Regions from separate parts of the Homo sapiens genome. Here all the other regions are linked to region 2. The links are chromatin contacts, found by Hi-C or POLR2A ChIA-PET in ENCODE. All regions are on one chromosome and are shown on one strand. Each heading gives the region's core, a stretch centred on a gene start or an enhancer-like site at or near the end of the contact. The rest is flanking DNA. Distances are from core to core; before and after follow the strand shown. Region 1 holds the start of ERBIN (erbb2 interacting protein). Region 2 holds the start of PIK3R1 (phosphoinositide-3-kinase regulatory subunit 1). Region 3 holds the start of SREK1 (splicing regulatory glutamic acid and lysine rich protein 1).

The links. A loop is a pair of places that touch in the nucleus more often than their neighbours do. ChIA-PET counts read pairs that join two places held with the same protein, here RNA polymerase II (POLR2A). Pooled maps may share reads with other maps.
Region 1: a loop to region 2 is called in a map of B cell, with 8 times the contacts of the local background. The contact joins the promoter of ERBIN here to the promoter of PIK3R1 in region 2. A Hi-C loop is called at or near these places in 1 of 168 maps with a recorded cell type or tissue (B cell) and 11 of 50 pooled maps. POLR2A ChIA-PET finds 5 or more read pairs at or near these places in 1 of 52 experiments (activated T-cell).
Region 3: a loop to region 2 is called in a map of CD8-positive, alpha-beta T cell, with 10 times the contacts of the local background. The contact joins the promoter of SREK1 here to the promoter of PIK3R1 in region 2. A Hi-C loop is called at or near these places in 3 of 168 maps with a recorded cell type or tissue (B cell and CD8-positive, alpha-beta T cell) and 8 of 50 pooled maps.

The regions. Positions count from the first base shown.
Region 1 is chr5:65,923,628-65,928,713 of GRCh38, forward strand. ERBIN (erbb2 interacting protein) reads left to right here and starts at 2,948. Exons shown (of 26, transcript NM_001253697.2): 1 at 2,948-3,179. RefSeq lists enhancers at 1,048-1,672, 1,172-1,391, 2,297-2,921, 2,882-3,101 and a silencer at 1,712-2,801.
Region 2 is chr5:68,212,472-68,217,113 of GRCh38, forward strand. It overlaps PIK3R1 (phosphoinositide-3-kinase regulatory subunit 1), which reads left to right and starts at 3,285. Exons shown (of 16, transcript NM_181523.3): 1 at 3,285-3,478. RefSeq lists silencers at 2,462-2,681, 2,902-4,001.
Region 3 is chr5:66,142,771-66,147,715 of GRCh38, forward strand. SREK1 (splicing regulatory glutamic acid and lysine rich protein 1) reads left to right here and starts at 1,530. Exons shown (of 12, transcript NM_001077199.3): 1 at 1,530-1,767. The coding sequence starts at 1,607. RefSeq lists a silencer at 1,311-1,380 and enhancers at 1,561-1,840, 2,101-2,160, 2,221-2,270.

The DNA.
Region 1 (5,086 bases), core at 1,698-4,197, 2.3 Mb before region 2:
TTCCGTCTCCTATCAACTCAGCCTCAGCATATGTTATCTCTAGTTATCTCTATTTTTCCCTTCCAACAAAAGCTGCTTTGGGGAAACAATCTGATGAATTAGGTATAAATGACTAATAAGGATTAAAATATTACTTTTCCCAGGATTATGGTTTTGTGCTAGAGAAAAAAACTACTTAAAGGGATAAAACTCTAATGGCAGAATTTCAGGTGAGTTGGAGGGTTTTTGATTATAGGTACTTTTCTAGCCTAGATGGTAGTCTGTCAGATTGGTCCTGAGTGTGAGTATAAATTTTAAAAAGGCTAGGACCAGGGCAAGTCTTAGCCTAAAGCAGTGGCTTGATCAGTTAAGTTTAGAGAGGAGGGTTAGGTTTACTCGAATCTATGGCATCACATTTAAAGGGGTCTCGAATCAACCTGAGATTAGAAGCAACACTGGAATCCCAGAATCTAGCTGGTTTTCCACTAGTATGGGAGATATTCCATCCTGGGATGCTTTAGGAGAGTGACCCTTTCAGTTCAGAGCTATGCCACTGAGTTCTGATCAGGCGCAAAACGGTTTTTGAAAACGGAGCAAGAAATCTTCCCAGCGATGATTACAAATAGCTTGTACAATATGCTAACTTTAGCTTTTTATGCAATGGTTAAGATTCATTTTCACATAGATATCCAGCTTGGTAACACTGGCATAGCTGCTGCCATTTCCTAGCTTCCAGCGAATACTCTTACCTCTAATTCAGCACTGAATATATCTGAACACTTCAGTACTACCTGTAAATCTTCAACTTCTGCTGTATGCTAAATAACCTAACATCTGTATTAATTCCAGCAGTTCTTCAAGTAGTTAAAAATGCTCCCAACCTGAATAAAATGACTTGAATATCTTCGGCGTTATTTCAAGTGTTTGCAACTAATGTACAACTCATTTTGGTAAATGATTACTTGGTGGAATTTATGAACTCTTTCCATTGGCAAGCCAAAAAAAAAAAAAAAAAAAAGGTCTGTAGGGGATATAGCTCTTTATTCAAACTTGGTAATAAATAATTATCTCTAGAATACAGACGGAAGAACTGAACCAGGGACTTCAGGGACCCAGAGGCTAATTATCATCACTGTACACAGTTAAGTGCAGCAGAGAATGGGGGTGACGAATGGTTCGCTCCGCATTACGCTCCTTCTCTGGGTAAAACAAGGCCGTCTTTTCTGTGAACATATTTAAAGCAAGAACTGCAAAAACTGTGCAATGTTATGGTTGAGGCTTTCTATTTGCCATATGTGTTGACAGAATGCTTAAGAGTCTCTCTCCGCAATAAACGCGAACCCTGCCAGGCTGAATTATTAGGGCCAGCGCAATTCAACGACTGCACCACCACCGAACCGCTGGGGTTGGAAGCCTGCGTCGCATCGGAGCGTACCCATGTTTCTTCTAACAAAGGCACGATCTTGAGGCCATTTCGCGGGCCCTTTTCCCACTCCCAGCGCCAGCTTTGTCTCCCCGCCGGTATGAGGCTGAGACTTGGAGGAGGCTGAGCTGCGCCGCTGGGGAACAAGCTCGAAGGGCGGGCGTGGGAAGCTGCACCGCGCTGCCGCTGTGGTTTCCTGCGACCTGACCGTGCCATTAGAGGAAGTTGGAGTGCTGCAGCTGCAAGAGATACCTGCTGCCTTCAAATCAGGGCTGGACTCCAACAACCCCTGTGCACCGATTACTGTCGTACAAAGAAACTCCATCGGCCGGCGCGGCGGAGGCCTGTGGGCTCTCTATCTCTCTGGCTGGGCGCTGGGCCGCGAGCAGACAGCAGGGTCGGCGTTGCCAGCGTTCCCCACCCTGGGGGGCTCGGGAGTCCGGGAGTGCGGGGTCGGGGAGCGGGCAGGGAGCAGCGGGCAGGCCTCGAGGGGCCTGGGCCAGAGTGGGCCTCACGGCGCGCCTTGCACGCGAACCCACGGCCGCCGGCTGCCCCTCCCCCGGCCCCCGGCCCGCTGCCCCCAGCCGCCGACGTCGGCCCGCACCGCCCCCGCGCGCTGACTGGCCCGCGCAGGCCTCCTGCCCGGCTGTTGGCGGTTGGGGCGAAGCCGGCGGGAGGCCGCCCCGCCCCCGCCCCCGCCGCAGAGTCGCGGCGCGCAGCCTCTTCACCCGTCGCGGCCGGGGCGGTGGCGCTGTTGCCGCCGCGGCCTGTGAGGCAGTAACTCCCCTCCGCCCCTGCCCCATTCCTCCTCCTTTCTCTCCGCTCCCTCCGTCCTCCCTCCCCTCGCCGTCTCTCGCTCGAGTGAATGTGGCGCGGCGGCGCGGGACGCAGTCTCGGCCCCTGCCGCGGCCCCGCAAGCTCGTGAGGAGACGGAGCTGCCTCCTGCTCCCGCCCCCTGCGCGTCTCGGGGAGCCACCGCCGCTGGCGAAGGAGAACAAGCAGGGCAGCGGAGGGACGGTGGCGGGAAAACGGGAGAGGGAGGAGAAGAGGGTTCGAGGGCGAGTAGGGAAAGCGGGGAGGGACGGACGGAAGGACGGACGGCCCGACGGACGGCCCGGGGAGGGGGCCGCTATTGAGCCTGCCCGACTCCTCGGCTCCGGCTCCGGGTGGCGGCGGCAGCGGCGTCGCGGACGAAGGGCGCGGCAAGCGCTATCGAGACAATAACCCTGCCGCCCGGCTCTGGGGGCAACGGAGAGGAAGCGGTGGCGGCCTAGCGCGGCCGAGGCTCGCCGAGCGCCCGGGCAGCGTCCTCGCCCCCGCCGGCCGGGTGCTGCTGCCGTCCGGTGTGCCGGGCGCGCCGGTTGCCCGGAACCCGAGGCTCCCGGCGGCCGTCCCCTCCCCTCCCCCTCTCCGGTGCGCGCGGAGCTGGTTTTCCGGGTTCCCCTGGACGGAGCTGGATCCTGCTTCTCGCCAAGGCAGGAAGTGAGTTTCGCACTGCAATTCCGGGCGGTGTCACGAGTGAAAAGTTTTGTTTTTTTTTTTTTCGGCGGAGATCCTCGTTGGGGCTGGGAAACTCCTGCAAAACTCGAGACCAGGAAGCCAGCCCGCACCCCAACCCCCACCAAAGCCACCTACTCTTCTTCTGTGGGAGGCCAGTCCACATCCGCTCTCACCCGAGAGAGATATTCAGCTGGATCCAAAGTGACTGATGAAGGGAAGGAAATCATGTCAAGCGAAGCCTTGAAAAAGCTGCCCTGAGACGGTGTCCCGCCGAAAGGTAATTTTCACGAAAAGTGTCTCTGAGTCACAAAGTTCATGGGACTTTGTGACTCGGAAAAGAGATGATTCTTTAGTGTTTTTCACTCTTCTCCAAGTTGCCCTAAACCCTCCTTTTCTCATATCGAAGCGGTTAATAATTGAGGGGCTAAATAATCGAACTGCACCCCACCGCGTCCCTTCTCCCCCCTGCCCCCCCCACCATCTGGACTTTGAATTTTTTGGAAGAGGTTGTAAGAATGCGGTGGGACGAAAAGTTTTTAGTAATCCGAAGAACGATTGCCTTTGTTCAGCACAGGGGCCAGAAGTTTTGGCTTTCTGGAACGTATAGAGTGTATATTAAGTTGCTCAGCCAGGCACCTTCTGTTTGGGAAGAAAGTTTGGTCGCTGCAGTGAGTGATTTGCTGTTATTGAGATGGCTGCCGCGTTTGTTTATACTCATACCGATTATATTGGCGCTTGCGTTAATTGTATATAGAGGTATTTATTTTTATTTTTTTATTTCCAACCCTGATCAGTATATTTAGTTAGATTTTAGAAACCAAAAAATCTTGCCATTCTTAGTTGTTTTTCAGGGTGAGTAATATATTTCTTTAGTTGTGTGTAGTGTGTGTTTTTCAGACGTTTAGCGCCGTATAACTTGTTTAATTAATTGAAAGCAAGGATCGACTAGGCTTTTCTTGTAACTGATCCATTACGAAGAAAAAAGGAGTAAGGACTAAGAATAGGGAGAGATAATTAAACAACATTAACAACCTGTAAGACGTTTAATAGGACTTCTGTACAGTTCAGAACAGACGATGGGAGGGGAAGTAAAACGCTTAAAACGATTTTCAAGGGAATCACAGTGATTGTGATAAAAAGCTGTGCTTTTCGAGTAGTATGGTCTTTACATTTTTGTGTTGTCCCAAATGTTTTTGGTCGGTTCTGCATAAATAGTGATAGGTTCTGCCTACATCTGTGGGGGCAGGATTCATGAAGCATGGCAGACATTCCACCAGTCAGAGCTATGAACACTTCTGAACCAATGGGGACTAGTTTTGATAGCAGTAAACCCAAAGTTTTTTTCAGTGGTGTTTTAGTCTTTTTCTGTTTACTTTTTTTCCCGGTATTTTTGCGGTACAGGGAGGTGAAATACAATACTGTACTTTTGAATATATATTGAATAAATTTGGTAATCCTGTTGGTAGGTATATCCTAAATATATATTGATGTTTAGATTGCCTATGCTGTCTCACGTAATGACCGGAAACCCGAGGAGAGAGTTGATTTTCTTTAGTTCAAAGAGAAAAAATAAGTTTTAAAGATCAGGATCAAATTATTTCACAATTTGTTCTTTGCTACTTCAGCTTCATTAAGTACATCTCCAAAGGCAGTCCTTTATTTATTACTGTAGTTTTGATTTTTTTTTTCCTCCCCGGGGCATGGTCTCAGGAGATTCTTTTTTTTTTTCATTGTTGGTAAGATTTGTGAACCATGGAATAATTCTTGTTAAGTCAAACTAGCTTTATCAAAGAATTTAAAGTGCATAACTCATCTACTTTATGATTTTGGAACGTATCATTAGGCTGCAAAAGAGGTTATTCTTGGGCATCTGAAAGAGGTGAACAAAATAAATGGCATTGAACTTCAGTTTCCTTATATGGCTTATACTTGGCTTCAAAAGCAACAAAACCTTAATAGAGCAAGTCCCTTACAGAGAATTATCGCTTTATGAAGATGGTTATTTATTAGTAAATTTTGTATAAAAAAAGTATTGTAGCACTTGAAAATGACTATTTAAGCCTCTATTTTTAGATTTAGTTCTTGATTTTTTTTCTCAGGAGAAGAGTAGTATGTTTCGATGCAGACAACACGTTTTATGAAGTGAGGTGTTCACCTTTGTGTTTCTTTTTTTTCTCCTCAACA
Region 2 (4,642 bases), core at 2,035-4,534:
CTAACCTATATTTCTAAAAAAGGTTGAATTCATTGCCAGCATTCAATAATTGGAAAATAGTCCATAAAAATCTGTATTTTCAGCTTCTCTAGGAAAATTGGAAAATTTGGGCTCACATTCCTGTGCGGCAACAATTAGCTAAACTCTAGTTCAGCTGCCCGCTTTAAGACCAGCCATTTGTACTCTACTGTACCCAGAGGGCTTTCCTAATAGCGCCTTTCTTAAGTGGCTCCTCCAAAGCAGTGGTTCCTAAAATCTGGCTTCCCACTGGAATAATGTGAGGAGCTTGAAAAGTTACTAATGCCTGCATTTCACCCCAGAGATTTTGATGTAATCCATCTGGGGTGCAGACCAGGTATTGAGATTTTTATAAGCTCCTCAGGTATTTGCAATGTGTAGAGAAAACTGAGAACCCCTGTCTAAGATAGGGCTTCTCAAAGTTTAACTTGCATAGGAATCACCTGATAATCTTGTTAAAATGCAGATTTTGATTAAGTATGCCTGGGATAGGGCCTGGGATTCTGCCTTTCTAACAAGCTCTTACATAGTGCCAAAGCTGCTGGTCTATGGGCCTCACTTGAGAAGTAAAGGTCTAAGCCATTTGTATTTCACATTGGCTTTGAACCCTAAGATACATTCTTAGGTTTCAAGTCTAATGAAAGCTAATTCTAGCACTCACAATATTGATGTAGCTGGAATGATGATGCCAAATGAGAGTATCCTACCATACTTTGGGGAGAATTCTTTCTCAGCCTATAGCTACTCAGCCTTTCTTGACATTGGGGGGTCCTTGACTTCTTATGCCTTGTATGTGACACCCCTGTATCACCCCTTTCGTTGCAAATTGTACATCTTCTGCTATTTCGAGCTCCTTGCTGGTGTCACTACCTGCTGGCCAACAGTTTGGCCATTACTGATTGAACCATGGTGTTTGGGTACTTAATGTGAGTATTTTATTGCAGAGGTTTTCAATCAGTGTTTCCAGAAGCCTTAGAGTAATAGTTCTGAAACCATAGGGCATGCATCAGATCACTTGGAGAGCTTATTAAAATACAGATTGCTAGGCTCCACCCTCAGCATTCCTGATTCAGTGAGGACAATTTGAATTTCCAACAAATTCTCAGGAGATCCAGATGTTTCTAGTCCAAGGATCCAGAGGTTCTAGACAGAAGGAAGGGAGGTGGTGCAATGGGCCTCTTGGTCTTGTTACATGACTTCTTATCTTATAGTTGTATTTGGGGATTCTAGACTAGATTTTATTAAATAAAAAGATTATTTTTAAAAAAGCTTGAATACTGCTGTTTTGTTGCCTTTGCTTTTGTTTCATAGAAATCAATTGAAGGTGAAAATAAATAAAAATGCTAATACTAGTGATATGGGGAGATATCATCAGTTTAAAACAAATGAAATACTGAATTTATTTAGTATATGAAAAGAGAGCCTTATTTTCTTCCCTTGGGACACTCTTTATGATGAAAAAACGTAAAGGAAATACAATGTATGCTGGAAATAAATTACTAAAGACTGTGTCTAAATGAGGAGGTGCATTTGGGAATTTTATTGTTTTTAGGTTTGCGGGTGAACAGAATCCCACTGCAATAGTGCATAAGACTCTTTCCAGCTATCTCCAGAAGAAGGAGATAACTAGCAAGGTTTTCACTGTTAGAGTTTGTTCAGAGCGGAACCTAAAGGAAATACTGGGAAGGTCACAGCAGTTTCATCTCAGCTTATTGGATTGGATCAAAGTAATTCTACTGCAAGGCAAGGTATATCATTCCATTTACAGACAGAGAATGCATGAAGTCCTTCATTTCACACAGTAGGTGTGAAGAAGGTACCTTGGTAAATTTCCTATTTGCTTTCAGATAAAGTGTATTCTTAAACATGATGTGGGTAGCTGCCTGTTTTTGTGTCGCCTCTGCAAGAGACATCTTGGAATAATAGAAACACCAGTGTCTGAATAGCCTAAAGTGGAGCTTACTTTTCTGTTAGGTGAGTCACCTTTAAAAATGATATTTTTTAAGGATAAGCGATGAATTTTAGGACGTTCTTCCCTCTACTTCCAACGTCCACAAGAATAAACCACCAAATTCAACGTTTTACAGAGGCCAAGTGCTTAGGTTTTGTGTGTTTGTTTTTAAGAGTTTTCTTGCAAGGAAACTGGGAGGGAACTATAAAAGGGCTTTAGGCAAACAGGGTGGGCGGGTGCAGGGCTTTAAGCTGCAGAAAGGAGAATCTGGAAAGAGCTTTTAGGAAGCAGATTCTCACATGTTTTAATATGAAAGAGTGGCACACGTGGTGCTGGCATTCCATCTTACCATCAGTGGAAGGTTTGAACCAACATCAAATTTTTCTGGAGCAACTTAGGTAATTATTACTTGAAGAATATGCATTTCAAAACTAACACCTTTAAGAGACAATGTAATTCACCTGCGCTTCCCCGCCCCCCCCGCCCGCGCCAACCCCACCCCCCGCCAACCCCGCCCCCGACTCCGCGAACGCCGAGGGGCCCGTGGTCTGCCTGAGTGACCTCCATTTGCTCTGTCATCTCAGGACTAGAAGCCATCAGCCAGCGTACGCCCTCAGAAAACTCTCTTCCCTTCTCGCGGGTCCGCCTGGCTCCCGGAGGCGGCGGTGCCAGGCTGCCGGAGTTAGCCAGCGGCAGGCTGCGGGCGCCCGTCCCTCCGGTTCACCCTTTCACCCCTCCTTCACCCCCGGAGCGCCAGGCGGGTGCCGCGGGTTTTCCGCCCACTCGGAAGGCAGTGCTGGCGAGACCAGGAATTGCAGGGCCTCTCCGCTTTGGCGAGCTCTGGAATCCGAGTCCTCCCCACCCCAGCCACTCTGCTGGGGCGCTAGGGGCTCGAAAAAGCCTGGGGTTGGCTGAAAGACACTCGGATTAGAGACGCAGCCAGCCTCCAGGGAGGTCTGAACTTGTCTTCGACCTCCCCGAACCCCTCCGCCTCTGCGCTGGGAGACGCCCAGCAGCCGGGCGGGCCCGGGACGTGTAGAGCCAGAGCACTCCGCAGCGGAGGCAGCGCGCGGCACGGCCGCCCGGGGCATCCCCGCGGCTGGGGGGCGGAAGGCGAGGGCGGTGGCAGGAAGGGTCCGCCAGGCCTGAGCTCGCTCCCCCACTGCCAGCCGCCGGCTCGGAGGCCCGAGCCGTGCGGACGGAAAGGGGCGGAGCCGCGGGCTCTGGTTGGTGTGGGCTCGGGGGCGGGGCGCGCGGGGCCGGGCCGGAGGCGGGGCTAGCGCCGGGCGCTGGAGCTGCGGGCGCACGGAGAGGAGTCGCCAGCAGCTGGAGCGGAGTTGGAGGAAGCAGCGGCAGCGGCGAGGGCGGCAGGCTAGCTGTCGGAGACGGCAAGCACGGATCGGGCACGGCCGGCGGGTCGCAGCCGGGCTGGAGGCCGGTCGGAACCGAGCGGGCAGGAGGCCACCGCTGCAGCGCGGGCCCCGCAGAGGAAGGAAGCCGGCGGGCGGGGTAGGTAGGCAGCAGCAGCCCCGGGTGTGTGTGCTCGGGCGGGGGAGGCGGTGCATGTGTGCACGGCTGCCGCGACTCTCTTCCTGTCACTGGCAGCGGCTTCTCCTTCTGCAGAGCCCCGCCGGGGGGAAGCGGGCTGGCCACCGGCCCTCCCCGCCTCCGGCATCTCCTGGCCGCCGGGCAGCACTACCCCCGCGCGCGGCCGGCGTCCTGTGAGATCCCCGCCATCCTGACTCCCGTTTCCCCCGTCCTCCTGCGAGCTGGTCCTGCACGCCGCCGGTCGCATTTGCCCCCGGAGTTGCCGACGAGCTCGGGCTTCCTCCCACCCTCCGTCACCGCACACTTCGGAGGGTCCCCGCTGTCGCCTTGCTGCAGTTTTCCGGGGCCCCTCACCGGAGGAGAGCGCCCTGGCCGCTGCCTTCGTGTTGCGGGAAGGAGCGCTCCCTTCCCCCGTGGCCCTCCAGCTGCAGCCAGGGTCGCTGCCCGGGCCCTTCCCGGGGCGGGCGAGGCGGCGGTGGTCCCCGGAGCTCGTCCCCTAACCCCCGCCTTCCGAAGTTTGCCGCCCTCCTCTTCCGGGGTGGGGGAAGTGCGCCTCGGGGCGGTTGGTCGCTGGGGCCCTAACTCAGCGTTTATTGCCAGCCAAGCTTGGGCAGGTTGTTGGAGGCATATTTAGTGGGGTCTTGGAACCGCCCGGAAATCCAGCTTTTGGAACGTGGGGCGAGGCGGGAGGGACCTGCCCAGCAATATGGAGCCGGCTGGGGAGAGCCAGGGAGCCTGCAACCCGGAGCTAAAATATCGTGGGCAATTCTCTGGAAACCACAGCTCTAACCTAAGCTCAGAAACTGCCCCTCAGATCACAAGACAAAGAGAACAGAAAACCTCTGGCCAGGCACTCCTGTACAGAAATACACTTTGATAACCAGAATTGGAGCCTGAAATGCAAGGATATATGCAGAATGGCTGTTACGTGTTGAATGCAGAATGTGTGTCAACTGGGTTTGGGGGAATTCTTCTGTTTCCCGGGGCGCTATTAATATCGGAAAGGTCTCACTTCCACCGTTAATCCCTTGAGCTGCAGCGCTGTTGGTGTCCGAGTGTGAGTCTGCTCTTTATTTGGGGGCTTCATGATTTTAGGTTTTTTTTCTTTTTTCTCTTCTTTTCCTC
Region 3 (4,945 bases), core at 280-2,779, 2.1 Mb before region 2:
GGGAAATCTGATCTCATAAAGATAAGGTGTTGGAAAAGGGAAAACTACTTTATAGCCTTTCCAGATAGTTCTAGATATTATTCTTTGATACGGTACCAAACTTACATGTGGTAGTTTCTTAGCCTTCATTGCAGTGTGGACTGAATCTGAAACCACATCAATTAAGCACTGAAATCCATCAATCTATCTTGCACATACCAGAGGCTTTTTGCCTTTGTAATGGCACCCACTGGCCATTTGAAAAATAGGTGTCCACTAAGTTGTAAAGATCACAAAAATGTTGACATATTTCATTATATAGTCAAAAATAAATTGTTAATATAATGCTTCTTTTACTAGAAAAGTCTTTAAGTACTGGCAAGCTGTCAAGCTCAAGCTGGTGGATACAAGTGTAATAAAATTTGTATTTTTAGGTGAAAATTCAAAGAATTACACTAGTGCTTTTTCCGGAGACAACCATTTCACTTGGGCATGTAGCGGCAGTAGTTTCCATTTTTTCACACATATTCTTTAAAAGACGTGTAAGCAAGGATGGATTTGAAAAAAAAATACAATTTTTAGTTATTTGTGAAGGACATTTTTAAAGTGAAACTAGCATACTTTAAAACCTTAAATGTTGTATGATGTGAAGAATACAAAATGCAACTACCAGTACAAGACTGGCGCCACTGCCTTGATTGCTGCTAAGGTGTCAGCAGTTTAATCTTTTACGTTACCAGTGCAAATGGCAACAAAGTGAAAAAGGTCAAGAAACTCTTAATATTATTACGAAAATCGTTTTGACCTTGCCAACTTACTGAAAAGGTCTCGGTACCCTTAGGGATCTGCGGAGGGCATTTTGGGAGCAGCTGCCATGGACTCACTACTGTTGTCTCTCATTAGGTTGCAAGTTCTATGTGAACTGTCTTTAACTGTCTGTTACGTGCCCTTGCCTAATAGTGCCTGGGACATAGCACTCAATAAACATCAACACCTGTGGAACGAGGGAATTAAAAACAGGTTATAAACAACCCCTGCACAGCCTTCATCTTACTGCCTCTTTCCTTAATTCAACCTGAACCTACGCATTTTGTAAAATTTTGTTTTTTTCACAATTAGGACGCCTGCCAACTTTTAAAAATAGTTGGAGTTGGGGTGCTGCCTGTATGTGATAAGGCTGCCCTATAGTTTGGTCAAGTGTTCTTCCGTGTTGTCCAAGAGTCATTCCTTCTTTACAGTCCCGCACCAGTAGGCCAGGCCGCTTGGTTTCCCAATCCGAGACCGGAAGGAACCGGGTAGACATGAGCACAAGACTCTCATCGACTTTTGGGGAAAACAAAAACACCGATAAAAATCCAGGCGGTGAAACGAGCAGCAACAGCCCCAGGGACCCGGGAGCTGGAGGCCGCAGCCGCGCGAGAACCGCCGGGTTGCCGGGGCGACGCTTCCGGCTGGCGCGCGCAGCCCCGGGAGCAGGGGAGTTGTGAAATGGGCGGCTAGATCTGCCCGGCGCTGTGAATTCGCCAGCGGGAGCGCGCTCGCGGCCGCGCGTTCTCCGCTTTCCCGGCTCCGTCGCTGACGCGTCGTAGACGTTGGGGAGCGGGAAGGCAACGGCAGCGGGATCGGGATGAACAGCGGCGGCGGCTTCGGTTTGGGCTTAGGCTTCGGCCTCACCCCCACGTCGGTGATTCAGGTGACGAATCTGTCGTCGGCGGTGACCAGCGAGCAGATGCGGACGCTTTTTTCCTTCCTAGGAGAAATCGAGGAGCTGCGGCTCTACCCCCCGGAGTAAGTGCTGGAGCTCGGCTGGGGGAGGGGCGCGGGCGCCATAGAGACCTCGGGAGCCGAGGCGTGGAGGAGAGCGCGGACGCGGGCGCGCGGTGCATGTCACGTGATCGCGCCGGCTTACCTTGGTGCCCATATTTGATTAGGGCACCCGGGTTCCGCCGTCCTGCTCTCCTTAGTCGGATTTGGGGGGTTAACTACTGCACGGAGCCCTTACCAAGGATTTAGAATGGTTGCCCTTTCTGTGCCTCCGGGACTTGTGTTCGCTGCTGGGTCTTCGAATTCCGTGCCCCCACCCTCTTATTTCCCCCCGAACTTAAGATGGCCGCAGGTGGGCCCGGAACAGCCCTCATGGCAAACGTCTCAGAGCGTTTTTCCACTCTGAAAATCGCGGAGACCGCGCCTGAGCCACAGTCCAGTTTTTAAGGCCTTGGTGTCAGGCCGTTTTGCTGACGAGAAAGCCTGCTGCTGGTGACAAGATGGAACTGGGGCTGTGTTTGTTTCCCAGGACGGTCGCACAAACTTAGCATTTTGGTTTATCTAACCGAGCGCATCCATGTTCCCAAAGATCATGTCTGTTAGCCCTTTTGACAGCAGATTAAATTTTCCTCCTGAAAGGTCACACTGTCCCAAAGCTTTCAGAAAAAGTGTAAGTCGGTGCAGGGTTATCCCTCCCGTATACATTTAAAGTCCAGATCTTGGCTGGCATTCACAGCTCGCGGCCACTTCCCAGATAGTGTATTTTGGAATGGTAAAATTTCCCTCGTACGATATTATTTAGAAAACTCGCAAGGGGTTTGTAGGTTGTTCACATTCTTGCACACAAACTTTTTTTCTTTTTTAATGGTAGATCTTACAGTATTAAGATCCTCCGTTTTTTGTTCATTATATCAAAATCCTTTGAGGGAAGGGGTAATTGTTACCCAAGATTTATTTCTTTAAAAAAATTTTGATTTATTTCCTAGTGATGCATTTAGACCTATTTTTCTTTAGTTTTCTATCTCAGGTTATAACAGTGCTGTTGCATAACTATATAAAAGTTGTGTGGATATTTAAAATTTACTTTTTAAGTTTTTCTTCTCTGCTTTTTGTTTTGGAATATTTCATGCATACAGAAAAGTTGAAAGAGTAATACATTGAACATCCATGTTCCTTTTACGAGCATTTTGTCTGTTTTTGGCTACAGTTGATTATTAAAATTTCCCCAGTTATTTTAATAATGCTTTTTTGTCTGCTTTTGATCTAGTATGTAATTAGATAACACTGTCTCCCTTGAATATGCCAAGTAATCCATGTATTAATAGTTATCTCCTTTAATCTAGGACAGTCCCGTCCCCTTTTAAAGATTCTAAAGTCGTGACATTGATATTTTGTTTTGTAGTTCATTTTGTCTTGTAATATGACTCATAATCTGAGTTTATATAGATGAGATATATAGATGAGGTATATAGAGATATGTGTATATATATATCTTTATATTCGTGACGAGATTCAGGTAATACATTTTTGACGAGAATACTGCATAAGTGCACGCACGTACATTTTGATTGATTAACCGTGGCATTATTGCTTTAATTATCTTAACTTTTGGAAATGCTTTCAGCCATCTCAATTTAAGTTCTCAGAACATTTCTTAATAGTTGAGAATAATTGAGAATTGTTTGGGGGAGTGCCGTATCCTGCAGGCATTGGAATCAATCAGTAAAATACTTTGTACATGAACCTTTGTAAATCTTGCTTTCAAGGCTGTGGTAATAAGGTATCTCATAGGTAGAAGAAATATATTGGAGAATGTTCTTCATTATCAACATAATATTTATTTGGTTGAAACCTGGGTTTGGGTGACAACACATTGCCATAACTGACAGTAATGGGCCACTTTTTTGAAATCAGATGTTATTACTTGGAATTTAAAAGTCAAAGAGAATAAAAAGTTCTTCACTTAAACATATGGAAGATTACGGTAGTGTATTTCACAAACTGTAACACATTAAGCAAAATTGTTGCATACGTGTAATATATATAGGCCAGGCAAAATCCTTAACTAGTTTTTCCCTAAGTGCAATACTAGATCCCTCATTCATGTTTTGCAGCAATACTGACATGCTTTATTCACAGGTTTTCTGCTTCGTAATGAAGTTGTCATTGCCTGGTCCTTATATTAGAAGACGTGTTTGCAAATTTGGACTGAAATGGATACAAAATGCAATAGTAGTAGTTGTATTGAAAATATATTGTTTTGCAGTGTCACATAAATTATTTTATGACATCTTTAGAGTTGAGTAGAAATTTAAATTGTTTTAAAATTGGAAATATATTTATTTTCAAATACATATTTCCAGGTATATTGGAAATACATTAATAGAATGTGAAAATAGTTTCTCATTAAAATTTTATGATTGAGCCAGGTGTGGTGGTGTGCACCTATAGTCCTAGCTACTCAGGAGGCTGAGGTGGGAGAACAGCTTGAGCCCAGGAGTTTGATTCCAACCTGAGTAACATATTGAGACCCCTATCTCTTAAAAAAAAATGACTTAAATGACTTAAGTTGCTAATATGAAAATTCAGATTTTAAATTTAATTCTTTTGGCATGATGCAGTGGTTGAGTTTCATCTTTATCTTTTAAACGTTAAGAATTTTTTAAGGCTAGGGAATTCTTGTGAACATTCACTGTAAGCATTAAGAATTCTTATTTGTAGTTTGTCATCCTTTTTTTGTGCTGCCAGTTGATAAATATGTAGAATTACTATTAACTTTTTGCACAATAAATCAATCTCACAGCTTGTGAAACTTTCTTACACAAGTAAGAAATCCTTGTTGTTTTTTCAGTAAATTTTTCATTGAGGTTTAATGTACCTACAGAGAAGTGCACAGGTCGTAAGCGCAGGTTGATGAATCTTTACAAAGTAAACATACCTATATAACCAGCACACAGTCAGGATTATCTGCACCCTGTAAGTTCCCCGTGACCCCCTTCAAGTAACTAAAACCTGAAGGGTAAGCCTACCCTGATTTGTAACACTAGACATTTTTCCTGTGTTGATTTTTTTTGCTTGTTGATTTCCGTCACTTCTCTGGTCTTCTAAAGTTCTAAGAAAGAATGGAAAAATCTGTCAACTACTTAAGTTTATTTAGTTAAAAAAAATGTAACCACTAAAGCCACTTTATAGAAAATAGAGA